Linked DNA regions of Mus musculus: region 2 is linked to region 1. A link is a loop called in an ENCODE intact Hi-C map of the cell type or tissue named here. Cell type or tissue: heart. All regions are shown on one strand. Each heading gives the region's core, and the rest is flanking DNA. Links, peaks and the distances in the headings are about the cores only.

Evidence for each region. Hi-C counts contacts between places; a loop is a spot of excess contacts. Peaks named below come from ENCODE experiments on the same cell type or tissue, not always from the same donor. Only the 100,000 strongest peaks of a DNase experiment are listed, where the experiment ranks them.
Region 2: a loop joins it to region 1, with 5 times the contacts of the local background. A loop is called at or near these places in 1 of 42 quality-filtered maps.

Annotation. Positions count from the first base shown.
Region 1 is chr12:91,379,992-91,388,325 of GRCm38, reverse strand. It overlaps Cep128 (centrosomal protein 128), which reads left to right and starts at 3,917. Exons shown (of 26, transcript NM_181815.3): 1 at 3,917-4,092; 2 at 6,538-6,678. In heart, for the core only: CTCF peaks have their summits at 3,706 and 3,906; a DNase peak (open chromatin) is centred at 3,855; H3K4me3 peaks cover 1,719 bases; H3K27ac peaks cover 1,375 bases.
Region 2 is chr12:91,846,964-91,852,890 of GRCm38, reverse strand. Sel1l (sel-1 suppressor of lin-12-like (C. elegans)) reads left to right here and starts at 3,734. Exons shown (of 21, transcript NM_001039089.1): 1 at 3,734-3,932. The coding sequence starts at 3,860. In heart, for the core only: no CTCF peak of the experiment used is centred there; a DNase peak (open chromatin) is centred at 3,610; H3K4me3 peaks cover 1,758 bases; H3K27ac peaks cover 637 bases.

The sequences.
Region 1 (8,334 bases), core at 1,933-5,932:
ACCCCTCAAAGCTCCCAGGGACTAAACCACCAACCAAAGAGTACACATGGAGGGACCCATGCCTCCAGCCCCATATGTAGCAAAGGATGGCCTTGTTGGGCATCAATGGTAGGAGAGGCCCTCGGTCCTCTGAAGGCTCGATGCCCCAGTGCAGGGGAATTCGAGGGCAAGGAGACAGGGGTGGGTGGAACACCCTTATAGAAGCAGGGGGAGGGGGAATGAGTGGGATAGGTGGTCTGGGGTGGGGGAGACCAGGAAAGGGGAGAACATTTGAAATGTAAATAAAATACACACACACACACACACACACACACACACACACACACACAAAGAACAAAATAAAGTCCTGTTGCTCACGGGACTGTTATAGGGTGAATTTAGTTCTCATCAATTAGCATATATTTAGGGCTCCATCTGATGAAGAAACAATATGTGATGCTTTTTATCTTACATGTTACTTTATTTTTTCCTTGAAGCAATATTGCTTATGAGATAGTACTCTTTCCTGTTGTTGATAGAAGAAAATAATCTCAGAGGAAGCACTATGATTGAAGTCATATAGCCATTGGTTATTACAACGAAGGTTTGAGTCTGCACATTTAACCTTCAGCGTCCTCTAGTGAGGTGGTTCTCAACATTCTTAAGGCTGCAACCCTTTAATTCCTTCATGTTGTGGTGACCCCCAACTATAACATTATTTCATTGCTACTTTATAACTGTAATTTTGCTACTGTTATGAATCGTAATGTAAATATCTGATATGCAGGATATCTAACATGTAACCCTCGTAGGGGTTTCAATCCAGAGGCTGAGAACCACTGCTCTGCCTCCTGGAACACTAGTCTGTACAAGCAACGTTGGTAGGACTAACCAGGGGATGGGGCCAGGAACATGGAAGCTGTCAGGAAGCAGGTCTCTATTCTCTAGGGTGTATTTCCTATTACCTTTTGTTTCTATTGCCATCTATCCTCAGAATGACGTTTTCAGCTGCTTGTTGAATGTAGATGAAGATGCCCCTTTCCTGGTGACTACTCCAGCTTTTACCTGAACATCAAAATAATCAGAAAATAAAATAGGAATTTGGATTTCATTTTAAATTCTCAGTGCCTAAGGACCCCCATAGGCCTGGCCTGTTTTGAGTGTCTACTCCTTGCCAGCATGTCAGAGGAAGGGGGCTTCTGTAATATACACAAGACTTCTGGGGACCCATGATGTGGATGTGATTGTTTCTACATTTAGCCTGTATCCTATGATGTGATGTAGGCAAGGCATCTGGAGATATCTCCCTTGTCTACTTTTCTGTTGGTACTCTGCACTGGGGTACACTAACGAACCTAAGGCTTCCTGGGCCAGAGTGCTGTTACCTTCTGAACTGTTTCTTGCCCTCACAAAATTCACTTTTTTTTTTTTGAAACTGCTTGTGTGACTGAATTTGGAGACACATTTGTTAAAGACATAAAAGTAGAATTTGGAGACAGGTTCATTAAAGAGATAACATTAAGCAAGTCCATCAGATTTCGTCCCTAATCCAATAGAACTGTGTTTTTTTTTTTTTTTTTTTTTTTTTTTTTTTTTTTTTAAACAGGTAACGAGATAAACCAGCTCTGTGCTCACAAAAGGACAATGGCATTTAAAGCCACACAGAAGATAATGAGAGCACTCCAGTTGGCTGGCACTTCGATCTGTGACTTTCAGCCTTCTGGTATATGAAGTATTTCTCTCTCTCTCTCTCTTTCTCAGTCTCTCACGTTAATTCCCATCGTTCAAGCCACCTTTTCTTTGGTGTTTTGTTATGGCAGGCTTAGCAAACTGACTCACCATGCCCACTCCTGCTGCATGATGGACAAAGGAGGAATACCTCAAGGAACTCTCCTAGCTTTGCCCAAGTCTAGATTCATGTGACTCAGCTCCAATGGACTGGTGGTGTGGATGACACGGACCAGCCGTGTCAATGAAAAGGAATTCAGAGTCTTTGGGAGCCACAACACAATTTTCCGATTAAAAATATATCTTGTTAAGAAGCAAAGGAGACCCATTCTATGATCTGACTTTACTACTTTTAATCCCCATACCATGCCACATCTGTTAATAAAGGCAGTTGATGTTAGGTATTAATTTAATCATGCATATACAAATTTCTAATCACAATTAACTCAAATCTTGTTTCTGTGGTCCCACCTGTGTCTTCAGAGGTTTTTTTTTTTTTTCTTTGTTTGTCCAATATCACTTTAAAACGGAGTCAATAGAACTGAACACACACAGCTGGACAACAATATTATTAACAATTAATTTTTACTAATGTAATGCACTCACGTATAACCAAAGTTATTCTAGCATTTGGGTAATACATTTTTGGCAGTTGATCAGATATACTTTCCTAAGGAAGGGTTTCTCTTGTGTTTCTACATAGATCCTGTGGCAGTGGTCTCCCCTCCACCACTGTCATGAATTGCTTCCATTCATCTCCTTCCATTGGCTCTAAGCAACTGAAGCAAAACAATGGTACTTTTAAATCTCTTCATTACCCCTGTGTCTTCTCTCTAGAAGACAGAATCCTAAGATGATTCAATATTCATATTTGCTAAACTGAATAAAATTATCTTGTGAAACTTAGCTATTAACGAACAGAGCCATTATGCCTCTGCAGGCATTGCTGGTATGGTTGTTCTGAATTAAGTTGCTCTCTGTGTCAGCTGTAGTGTCTTGGAGAGGCACAATTGTGGATGCAATTACTTAGGTAAATCTTTAGAAAAATTTATGCTTAAACTTGATAGGAAAAGCCTTTAAGTGAGCAGGGTGGGGACTTTGGGGGGAAGGAGATATTTTAAAAGGTCAGATCCATTTGTTTCAATCCCTAAGTGGGAAGATTAAGTGGGTAATTCATGATTCTAACATAAAATGTCCACAATAGAAAACCTAGATTATACAATGATCAGCAGTTCTCAACCTGTGCGTCACCATCAGAAAACATATATTTCCAATGGTGTTAGGAATCCCCAACCATCAATTTATTTTCATTGCCACTTCAAAACTGTAATTTTGCTATGGAGTGGTTTCTCAATTCCTATGACCATCAGAAATATGTGTTTTCTGAAGGTCGCTACTCACAGGTTAAGAAGCATTGATAACTGTTTTTTAGGCTTCAGGAAAACCTTCATAGATCAGATAAAATTTAATTCTAGCTTTGGGGAGGATCGAGTCTCTCTCTCTCTCTCTCTCTCTCTCTCTCTCTCTCTTTGACAGAGTAGAAGGAAAAGAAAGGTGCCTAATTATTTTTCACTTCTTAGTTTTTCTCAAAGCTCTCCTTCCTTAAGGTTTTAATTCTCTCATTATAGCTGAAACTGACTCCCCCCCCCACCCCCCCGAGCAGAAAACACTTCTTTCATTTTCTTGTGAGGACATAACAAGCTAGTAAGGAACATACTACCTCATATTGCATTTGTAGTTTGCCAGGGAGGAGAGGTGAGATCTTAGTCACTCCAGGCAGAGAGTGTTTCACTTGATAAACTTGTTTACTCCCCTCCAAGCCTTAAGCCATTAGAATAGGACGTTAAAGCGATTTTAAAATCTCACTGTTGGCTTTTATCCTTTGATGTGTCCTAATAAGTAAAATTACACTCAGTGTCGCGAGACATTTGAATTCACTTTCGAGCAGGAGTTTGCGGCTTCACAGGCTACTGGCCCTTAAAAAAAACAAAATTAGTGCGGGAAAAGAAGGCAGGGCTCCAGGTCTGTAAAGACCGCTTAGCCAGTTTCTTCCGGGAAAGGCAAGTAGAGGCCCTGCTCAGAGCATGCTGGGACTTGCAGTTTATCTCCTGTCATTTCCTGTTATTTCTTGCTACATCTCCCTGCTCTGGAGTGTGGGATGGACTACAGCTCCCAGAGGGCCAGGCGGCGGCGGCGCGTCTTGTGCTCTAGCGGTGCCTGGGCGGCTAGTTCAAGTTGCCATAGCTGCAAGTCCCGGGTGAGCGGAGTCGGTTGCGAGGCAGCGTTGGGTCAGTTGCACCTTCGGGGTCGCTGGTAGCCGCGGGAGCCGGGTGGGGCCTCGGTGATGATCCGGCGTTAAGAACTTGGAGTCACCTTGGGTCTAAGGTACCTGCCCTTCTCTGTTCTCTTGTCCTTTCTCTCATTTCCCCCTGCAGAGACATTTGCGTCCCACTTCCCCTTGTCCTAGGGTGGAGACACAAGATCTGCACGGGTACGCGGGGTGGACCGGGAGTGTGGGTGCAGTGTTTGGTGACGTGGGGGTCATGGCGTGTTTGCATCCCTCAGCAGCTCGTCCACGGTCAGGTCCTGGCCACCTCACTCAACGCGCCTTGTCCTGGCTTTGGAGCAGCTTGCCCAGGGCTCCCTCCTAGGCGCTTCAAGCTGTCTGACATTGGTTTTGACTGCCCCAGGGGTATAATTGGTGCATATCTCTGTCCTTTCGTCACTCGATTTTCCTCTGCTAAGTAAGGAGATGCCCGGGGTCATAGTGGTTAGTCGCCCCCTTTTGGAATTAATTAATAAAAATACCAAACTTTGAATCCCAGCTGCCAGTCAGGGTTGGTTTAAGGGAGTGGGTCTGTTAGGCAAAGCTCGATGTTGTAGCGTCCTTGTTAGGATTATGCAAAGCATTTGGCACAGTGCCTAGCACCTAGCAAATTCTCGTTACTTCTTCCTAAAACTTCCTGCGTCTAACAGAAATAGCATACGAACCGTTCAAGTGGTTTTTAGTTTTATAGTACCTGTATTACAATAAAAGTAAAAGGAAACTTCTGAGACTAATCTTAATTTATTTGGCCCAGGGCATAAAATGTACTGAAGTATATTTTACTTCACGTAAATATACAAGTAGCAAATATGAAACTTTTGTGTTGTTTGTTTGTTTGCTTATTTATTTATTTATTTATTTATAGATAGGGTTCCACTGTGTGGCACTGGTTGACCTGGAACTCACAGTGTAGCCCAGACAGGTCTAGACATTGCAGAGATCTACCTGCCTCATCCTCCACGTGCAGAGAGCAGAGGCTTCTGGTACTACCAGGGCCTTATGTTTTTTGATAATGGTATAGGATGTTCAGAATCTGGCATATACTGATATTTCATATTCATAGTGTGTATCAATTTGAGCTGGCCAGGTTTCTATTGTCATAGCCATATAACTGCTGCACTGGACAGGCAAGAGAGAAGATGAACTTTGACAGCTGTAGCTTGGTATAGGGCAGTGGTTCTCAACCTGCCAGTCGCGTCAGCATGGGGAATCACATGACCCTTTCACAGGGGTCACCTTAGACCATTGCAAAGCACAGGTATTGAAATTATAATTCATGACTGGAGCAAAACCACAGGTATGAAGTAGCAACACAGATAATTTTATGGTTGGAGGACCAACCCATGACATGAGGAACTGTATTGAAGGGTCGTGGCATTAGGAAGGCTGAGAACCACTAACGTAGAGAAATTTCATCGTGCCTAGGGCTCGTCATGTGATGAAGGCTGCTTTGTTAGATAAGTGTGTAGTAAGCCTTTGCTTAACTGGCCTCTTGAACATCTCCTAGTCTCACATCTCTTTTCTTTTCCCAGAATACCCTTCTTGGAATGCTTATTGAAGTATACAGATATCGGCTTTGTTAGATGATTTTTCTAAGGGTCCTTACAGTTTTAGAAGTAGCCATAAAGTGTTGAGAATCCTTTCTACCCTTTGCACTTTCCTACAACCAAATACACAATGCATTTGTTTATTTATTTGTTTGATCACTGTGAGAACTGATCCACCATACATATATAATATTGCCTTTAAAGAGGTGGAGGCTAGCCTAGACTTACAAATGAGCCTGCATGTTAATCTTACTACTAAAGTTAGTCTCCCACCTGATAGATATACTCAGAGTGAGTACTTTCTCTAGACTTGGGGTACAACTCACCCTCTAGCGTGACCTAGCAAGTCTAGTGATGGTGAGTTATGGATAGAAGATACCGGGTGCTAGGGATTTGCAGGCTGGGCATCTGGTACCACATGGGCTTCTGGACGGCATAGGAGTGTATTTTCACTCCTCCCGGTATTCTCTGATCTGTGCATAGGAAAGTGTCTTAGCCAGGGTTTCTATTTCTGGACAAAACATCTCGACCAAGAAGCAAGTTGGGGAGGAAAGGGTTTGATCAGCTTACATTTCCAGATTGCTGTTCATCACCAAGGAAGTCAGGACTGGAACTCAAGCAGGTCAGAAAGCAGGAGCTGATGCAGAGAGGCCATGGAGGGATGTTCCTTACTGGCTTGCTTCCCCTGGCTTCCTCAGCCTGCTCTCTTATAGAACCCAAGACTACCAGCCCAGAGATGGCACCGCCCACAAGGGGACCTCCCCACTTGATCACTAATTGAGAAAATGCCGTGCAGCTGGATCTCATGGAGGCGTTTCCCCAACTGAAGCTCCTTTCTCTGTGATAACTCCAGCTGTGTCAAGTTGACACAAAACTAGCCAGTACAGAAAGATAAAATCATTTTCATTAAAAATTCAAGTTATAGTTCTGTCTGCTCCCTGTCTCGTTGGTTTGTAGGTGTTTTGGAGGGAGTGTAGAGGCAACCCAAAAGATCATCTACTCGACTAGACCTCTTGCCCTGAACCTCATGAAGAAATGATAGGAGGCAGGTACCCTGAGCTCAAAGGACGGCAGCGCAGAGTTCTGGGAGTGCACTTTGTAAGTATGCTTTTTTCCCAAGTGTAGCATCTGAGGAAATGGTCTACATTTACTGTATATTCAAAGTGGGAAGGGCCATGCCAAAAGTAGGAATTGGGGTGGGGCAAGAAGCCCCCTTTTGATATTCATATAAAATTAAAACAGGGTAGCTGTGCATGGTACAGCAAAAAGAAATCAGATGAACAAATGAGTGGACACACACCTTCACCTTTACCAAAACCAGCAGTGTAGCTGCTTTTATTAAACAGGTGTTTGGAAACCTGCTCTCTCCCAAAGAGGGCTGGGGTCCCTTTCCCAGGCAATACGTTCAACTCCTTTTCACACTTATAAGCATTTGTCAGAAATGTGTTCAAGGTGCAAATAGGCTCCTTGCTTGGAAATTCCTGAGCCAAAAGAGTGAGTTTTGTTTCCAGATTTTCCAACCACAGATTCCCAGTCCTGCCTCTTGGCTATTTATAATTGTTCTCTAGTGGATTTGACTGACACTCAACATTTCCGGATTGATCTTTTTAAATGTTTAAATGATCTGACTTTTTCTTTTCTTTTTTAAACACAATAAATGGTCTATTGAGGTAAATAGTTGTAATTTGTGATTTCCATAATTTGATAATGTTCAACACAAACTGTCACTGGTTATCAAAGATTTAGTGTTAAAGCTTAATTTTTGTAATAGATTCAAGATTCTGGACTTTGGAAAGAATGCCTTCTGTTGTATTTTGCTGGTGAGAGGCGCTGATGCAGGCGTTCTGGGGCCCTGCACTCAGTTCCTACCAAGACTTCTCATATGGAAAATTCTTAGAATTCAGGAATTTTTGAGTTAGCAAGATGTAAGTCTAGTTGGTTAATGCACTCTAGGAATTCTTACCTACACAAATTGACACATTTGGAACTCGTATAAAGATGCTTCAGGATAGATTCACTATTAGACCTTTCATCATGTTAGGGGGCTCATTAGACTGTCTTGAATATAGTCATGCTCTTTAAAGTCTGTTTTCCTATGTAACTCTGTATTGTTAAATGGTCATACAAATACTGGAGGCAAGGTTTGGAATACAGCCCAGGCTGATCTGGAACTCAGAACCCCTGCTTCAGCCTCCCCAGTGCTAGGATTCAAGGTGTGCTCCACTTACCTGGGCCACTGCCTTATCTGTTTGAACTCTTACCTTTGTGGCTTAGTGATTAGATATAGTTAATGTATCCCTCAACCAGGGGATTTGTTTCTTATAATTCTTAAATGAAATTCGTATACATGTATCTTATACATAAGTTGTACACACAAACACCCATACCCCCTCCCACACCCTCCCCGCACATGCACATACTTTTGTTTTCTTGAGACACTGATCATAGAAGCAGAGTTTCTGAGTCAAAGTGTGTGTATTTACTTGTTTTGCCAAGTCATTCTCTAGAAAAGTTGCCCTCATGTTTATAGACAGTATGCTTTTACTTACTTAACCATTGCGGGCAGGTGCAGGGGTGTGTGCTACAGGCATGTAGAAGGCAGAGGACAACTTTTGGCAGTTGGCTCTCTTCTTCCATCATGGGCTCCCAGGACTGAACTCAAGACAAGTGCTTTTATCTGCTGAGCCACCTTGCTAGCTTTTGTAACTACTACTTGTACACCATAGAGTGTCCTTGTTAACCTTGAGGGTGAGA
Region 2 (5,927 bases), core at 1,928-5,927, 460 kb before region 1:
TGTGTTAAAAGAGAAGCTGATGAAAACTTCAAACAGATATATGAAAGGGATGTTTAAGGAAACATAGCCACTGTCTGTGTCTTAGGTTAGAGTGGAGGGAGGCTGGCATGGGTAAATATGGCTACTAGGATTCAGGTGCATCCAGGGAAGAGAACATGAGGGCCAATAAGGGAGTTTCTAGGGAGAAAGGAAAACAAAACAAAACAAAACAAAACAAATCATACAATACTATGAGTAATTCAATAATATGAAGTAACACAACACAATATCAAAATAGTTAAATGTCATAAAAAAGCACGCTGCTGGCAAATTAATTATTAGTGAAAGTATATTTTAATAGTAATTACATGGTTCAAAAGGACTAGACTTGATAATAGGTAAGATAAAAGGTAGGAAAATAAACCGTTATTTTATTCTCTAGTTTCAAAACAGTGGGTGTTAGGGTTCCTACTGCTGCAATAAGACACCATAACCAAAGGAAAATTGGGGAGGAAAGGGTTTATTTGGCTTACACTTCCATATCACTGTTCATCATTGAAGGAGAGAAGTCTGGACAGGAACTCAAACAGGGCAGGAACCTGGAGGCAGGAGCTGATTCAGAGGCCATGGGGTATGCTGCTTACTGGCTCCCTCCTCACGGCTTGCTCAGCCTGCTTTCTTATAGAACCCACAAATACCAGTCCAAGGATAGCACTACCCACTGTAGGCTGGGCTCTTCCCAATCAATTACTAATTAAGAAATTCCTTACAGACCTGCCTACAGCCTGATTTTATGGAGGCATTTTCTCTCCCCACTTCTTTAGAAATTTCACATCATGCACTCCAATCCCACTCCCCTCCCACTCCCCTCATACCTGCCCTCCACCCTTGTGACCTCTCCTCCCAACAGAGGAAAAAAAATCATTGTGGTAGCTGTAGTGTGTCACAGTGTGCCCCACAGCATACCCTTTTGTCCACACTGCTTTGCTTGCAAATGTTCATCGCAATGAGTCGGTGGTCTGGTTTGAAGCCTCTGGCTTCTGCTACACCATCAATACTGGAACTTCACTGGGACTCCTTTCAGGCATCCTGTTGTTGCCCTGTGTCATGGAGATCCCGTAGTTTTGGATCTGTAGGACTGGCTTCTTTATGCACTCCAGCAGTTCACTGATAGGGTAGATGTTGCAGTGGGCAATTTCAAAGCCCTGGATCTGGGTCTGAGTGGTAGCTAGCTGGTCAGCCTGCCAGCTCTCCTGCACCCACACCACCCAGATGAGCTCTCCTATCTTGCCCTGGCTGGTCCATCCAATGCTGTAGCCAGCAAAGGGCAAAGCCAGGTCTCCTGCTCTCATGTCCTCAGGTCTGGGTCATCCACACCCATGCTGTCAGGACCAGCTCTACTATGCTGCCCAGATAAAGGGCAGGACCCACTTTTCCAAGTGTTGCAGCTGATGAGGGACAGGGCCAGTTCTCCCACTCTCGTGACTCCAGAGCCAGCTCTTCCAACTGCCATAGTTATCAATGGATGAGGGGGGAGGAAGCCATTTCTCCCTCATCCACACCACCACACAGGAGACAACAGTAAGAGCCAGCTCTCCCATGCTCTCACCCTCAGTCTGGCTCACCCAAAATCTTTATTGGAGACACATAGAGATATATAGTTATATATCTATATCTATATCTATCTATATACACATATACAGATATAGATATATCCAGATTGTTAGTAAAGAAACAGCCAACATGACCACTCCATGATAAGGTTAAGGTTTTAGTTGTTTATATAAGCAGGAAAACAGCCAGATGCATCTAGAAGAGTCCAGAACAGAAAGGGAAGCAGGCTGTGTATGGCCTGGCCTAGGAAAGCAGGACAGAGGAAGAGAATCTTGGAGACAGCAAGAGATGGCAGACGGGGAGAATAATAAGGGTTGGGGTGCCTGCAGGAAGAGTAGAGAATAGTGAGCTATAAGGAGGGTGAGTAGCTTCTGGGAGGGAAGGGCCAAGAGACCAATGAGAGAGCTTTGGAATGTACAACAAGTACTTGTGAGCAGAGACTGAGAGCGCCTAGAGGCTGGCATAGGCTTTCCTATACAGCCACAGGTCCAGGTCAATGGAGAGCCGTATGTCACTTCTGCCAGAGGTATGAGAAATGATTCCTTTTGGCAGATGGAAAGCAATTTCACAAGTTTCTGAAGAATGCTGGCTTTTATCAACCCACCAGAAGTCCTCCTGTGGTCCAGCTGGAGCTCATTTCTGAATATTCAGACACCCTGAGATCTAATATTGAGGACCTTAGCTCCATCCTTCAGAACCCAGGTTTTTTAAAAGCAAGCACAGCAGCATGGGCCTGGAATCCCATTACTGTGGCAGAGCAGACATGAGAATCCTTGGGACATCCTAGTTAAACCAGGGTTTGGCTAGATGAATCAACAAGGCCCATGTTGAGACCTTGTCTCAAAAAATAAGGTGGAGAAGGTAGAGATCAATTGAGAACGAACCCTGACATTAACCTCCATCCTATACACCTTTATGCGCATGGTGCACGCACACACACACACTGAGGGGGTGTTGGGGGGCATGGGGGAAACTGTTCCCCATGCCCTCTGATGCAAACGTACAGCAGCTAATTTTTTAACATCTTCCTAAAAATAATGACTGCCAAAAAAGATAGAAAACAAGTGTTCAGAGAAGTCAAGACACTGAGACAGGAAAGACTTTCCCCCCTAACCCCCTGCTGAGTTCTGTATGCAGTGCTGGAAAATAAATCTTAGAAGGATTCAATTTGATTAAGAAGACTGAAAAGCATCAAGATGCTGCCCTGCCACTCAAAGGGATTGTGCGTGCATCGGTACTTACTACATAACTATTGCAATCCCTGAAGTGCCTTGGCTCTCACCTCTGTGGCCACACAAACCATCTAATCCCTTTTCTGGTCAAGGAAAAAGAGAGCATTGCAATATTTCACTAGAGAAGAATGAGGACCAGTGTTTGAAGGGTTTGGGAGAGCTGTTAGAACATTTATTGAGTGGCTAATATATATGGAAGCCTTAGTGAAAACAATCACAGGAGCTGAACTAATCTCCACTGGTAGGAATTTCTTCCCTTTTGTTTTATTAGGGAAATGACAAGCGGCATTGTCTTGTACTGCTGGCTCTGTAAACTTCACGTATTGCTTCACCTAAGCTTTTTTTTTTTAAGACTTAAGTATTTTTTTTAACTAAATATTTAAAATTTTCAGTTCAGGTATAGCTTATTTCTCAGCGTTCATATCATGTCCAGTTCAAGTTCTCAAAATAATTAAAAAGAAATACTTAGCAACCTTGCAAGTTCTTAACCGTTTGATATCTGTTCCTTGATAATTATTCTGGTTCAAACGCAAGAGTCCAGTGAATCATTTTCTTGAAACTCCTTATGCCCTCAGCCACCTGCGGCTTCTAACCTGACTTTATGCTAAACTGCATCTCCCAAGAGCATCGGCCGAGAAAAATCTAGTGCGGTGCATGGTGGGAGTTGTAGTCCTGGATGAGGGTTCCCCCGCCTTCGAGCCGCTGATTCAGGCGCTACCAATTAGCTGGGGCCATGTCGGTGAGGCCGTGGTCCAACCGGGAAAGCTGGTATGACAACTGTACACAATGATTGGCTAAAAGATGACATAGGGGGCGTGACTATGTGTGGGGTGGGGCGATCACGGCCATTGGCCAAGGAGGACGGAGCGGCGGGCGCGGATTGGCTGCGCTCTGGGCCAGGGAGGCCTGGGAAGGGGCGAAGAAGGAACCTGAGCAGGAAGAGCGGCTGCGAGGCGGCGGCACAGAGGCAGCGGCTGAGTTGGTCGCGGCGACGGCGACGGCGACGGCGAGGGCTCTCGACCTTCGAGAGCAGGATGCAGGTCCGCGTCAGGCTGTCGTTGCTGCTGCTCTGCGCGGTGCTCCTGGGCTCGGCAGCCGCGACCTCGGGTCAGTATCGAGCCTCGGGCAGCAGGCCCCGAGCCACCGCCCCCCGACCGCGGTGGAGACAGGGCCACGGGGCTCAGCGGTCTCGGGCACTGCTCGCCCTGACTGTCACTCGCTCTTGCCTTGGGCATCGGTTAGCCTGGGCCGAAGAGGGTGCTTAGGAAACTGGACATAAGGAAGGGCTGGTCACCCTGCCCACACCTCTCCCACGCAGCAAACTTTAGGTGACTTCTGACGAATTAGGAATTGCCCAATTAGGAGGGGATTCCTGACGGCTGGCTTAGACCCTCAGAGATTCCTCTACCTTCACGTAGGTGATGTGTGCACAGGCTCTGGGACACGCTGGGGTTTGCAGTTGACATACCTGGAGCTGTCACTTTTGTGCAGAGCAGGGTTCATCCGGACTAGGATGTTGACAGTGGAGGAATTGCTCAACACCTGATCTGTTAGTCTGGTTTTTAAAAGAAAAAACTCTGATATAATTGTAGTCACTTGTCCCCCGCGTCCTGGGAAAAATGTGACCTCTGCCACGGTGTCCATGGTCTTTGAGTTTGTAGATAGTCATTTTATTTATGGGTTTTGAGACAGACTTAGTTCTTTCAAAATTAATAGAAAATAATGTTGCCCTTTTCTGTAGGTACAAAAAGCCGTGTGCTTTTAAATTGATTTTTCGACTAGCTGACTTACATTACCTCTTTGCAAAGGATTTTCTTTTTTAATGTTTTGATCTGCCTATATCAGAAAACTTACTGTCTTAGAAATGTTTCTCTTAAACGTACTTAGGATGTTTTAGAGTGAATAAACATTGACTCCTGGAAGACTTTGAGATTTTTAATCAGTTTCGCTTAACAAGACAGCTGTTGGGTGGCTTTATACTTTTTTCTGGAACACTGCAAAATGTAAATGTCATCTTTAAAAAAAAACAAAAAAAAACCCGAATTTCCCCAGATGGTTATTTGAATCCCCAGATCCTCCGTTCTAGTTGTAAATGAAAGCCATAATGTCATCCTACTTCTAAAATCGAGTTAGACCAAAATGCTGTCTCCGGTGTGTTTGGAGACACCCTTTCAAATGTGGCAAGCATATGGTAACCACTTTACTGCCAGCATTATGCTTGAGGTTGATCCTGCTTCATTTGAAATGACAGTTTGTGTTGAAGAGCAGTTCTTTAAAGACTACAATACTTGACTCTGGCAGAAATTCTAGCGGGTATTGTTCAAAAGAAGTATGCCGTGGAAGCTGCCCTTGCCTTGGGTAAAGTACCTGATGGGCTGAGTTCCTCTTGGGGTTTTGCTAAGTTTTAGATCTAGAATATACCACATACCCATACATGAACGAGCTCTGTGACTCTTCACACTGAAGCGCGAAGATTCCAGTAATCAAATAGCATAACTTACATCCCTCTGAAATTCCCATCTGCAGAGTTTAAAGGCTGTTCGAACACAACAGTTTTTCCTGCCTCGTCCGTCAGCTCTGTTGCATGTACTTTGAGCTCTGGACAGTAGAGACGCTCTCCGGTTGGTTCTAAGTCTCTTAGCTATTCTACAATACTTAGCACTCAAGTGTTAAATATTAGGGTTGTATGAGTATAAGTGGAGTGCAGAGTTTTAAGAAATGTCTACTCAGAGTTCTGTCACAGCGACAGCCATGCCAAAGCATTTCTCTGGTAGAGGCATAAACTTAGCCCAAGCTACAGTTACAAAACTGCAGGATGTGAGAGAGCGAAGGCCAGTGCCCCTGCTCATGCAAAGCTCCACATTATCAGATTCAGGCCTCCTCTGGGTTAAACTCTTCTATACCTGCGTGGACTTTTTATTTCCATTTCTTATTTCCTAAACAGTATAATAACTGGTTAACACTTAGCTTCTAAGAAGGGATGGACGGTGTCTGCAAATAGTGTCCTACTTTATATAAGGGACTTTGCAGTGCTTGGGTTTGGGCACCCTAGGGTTAGGACATGATGGGGTGTCCCGGGACCTGGCATTTCTATGTATCAAA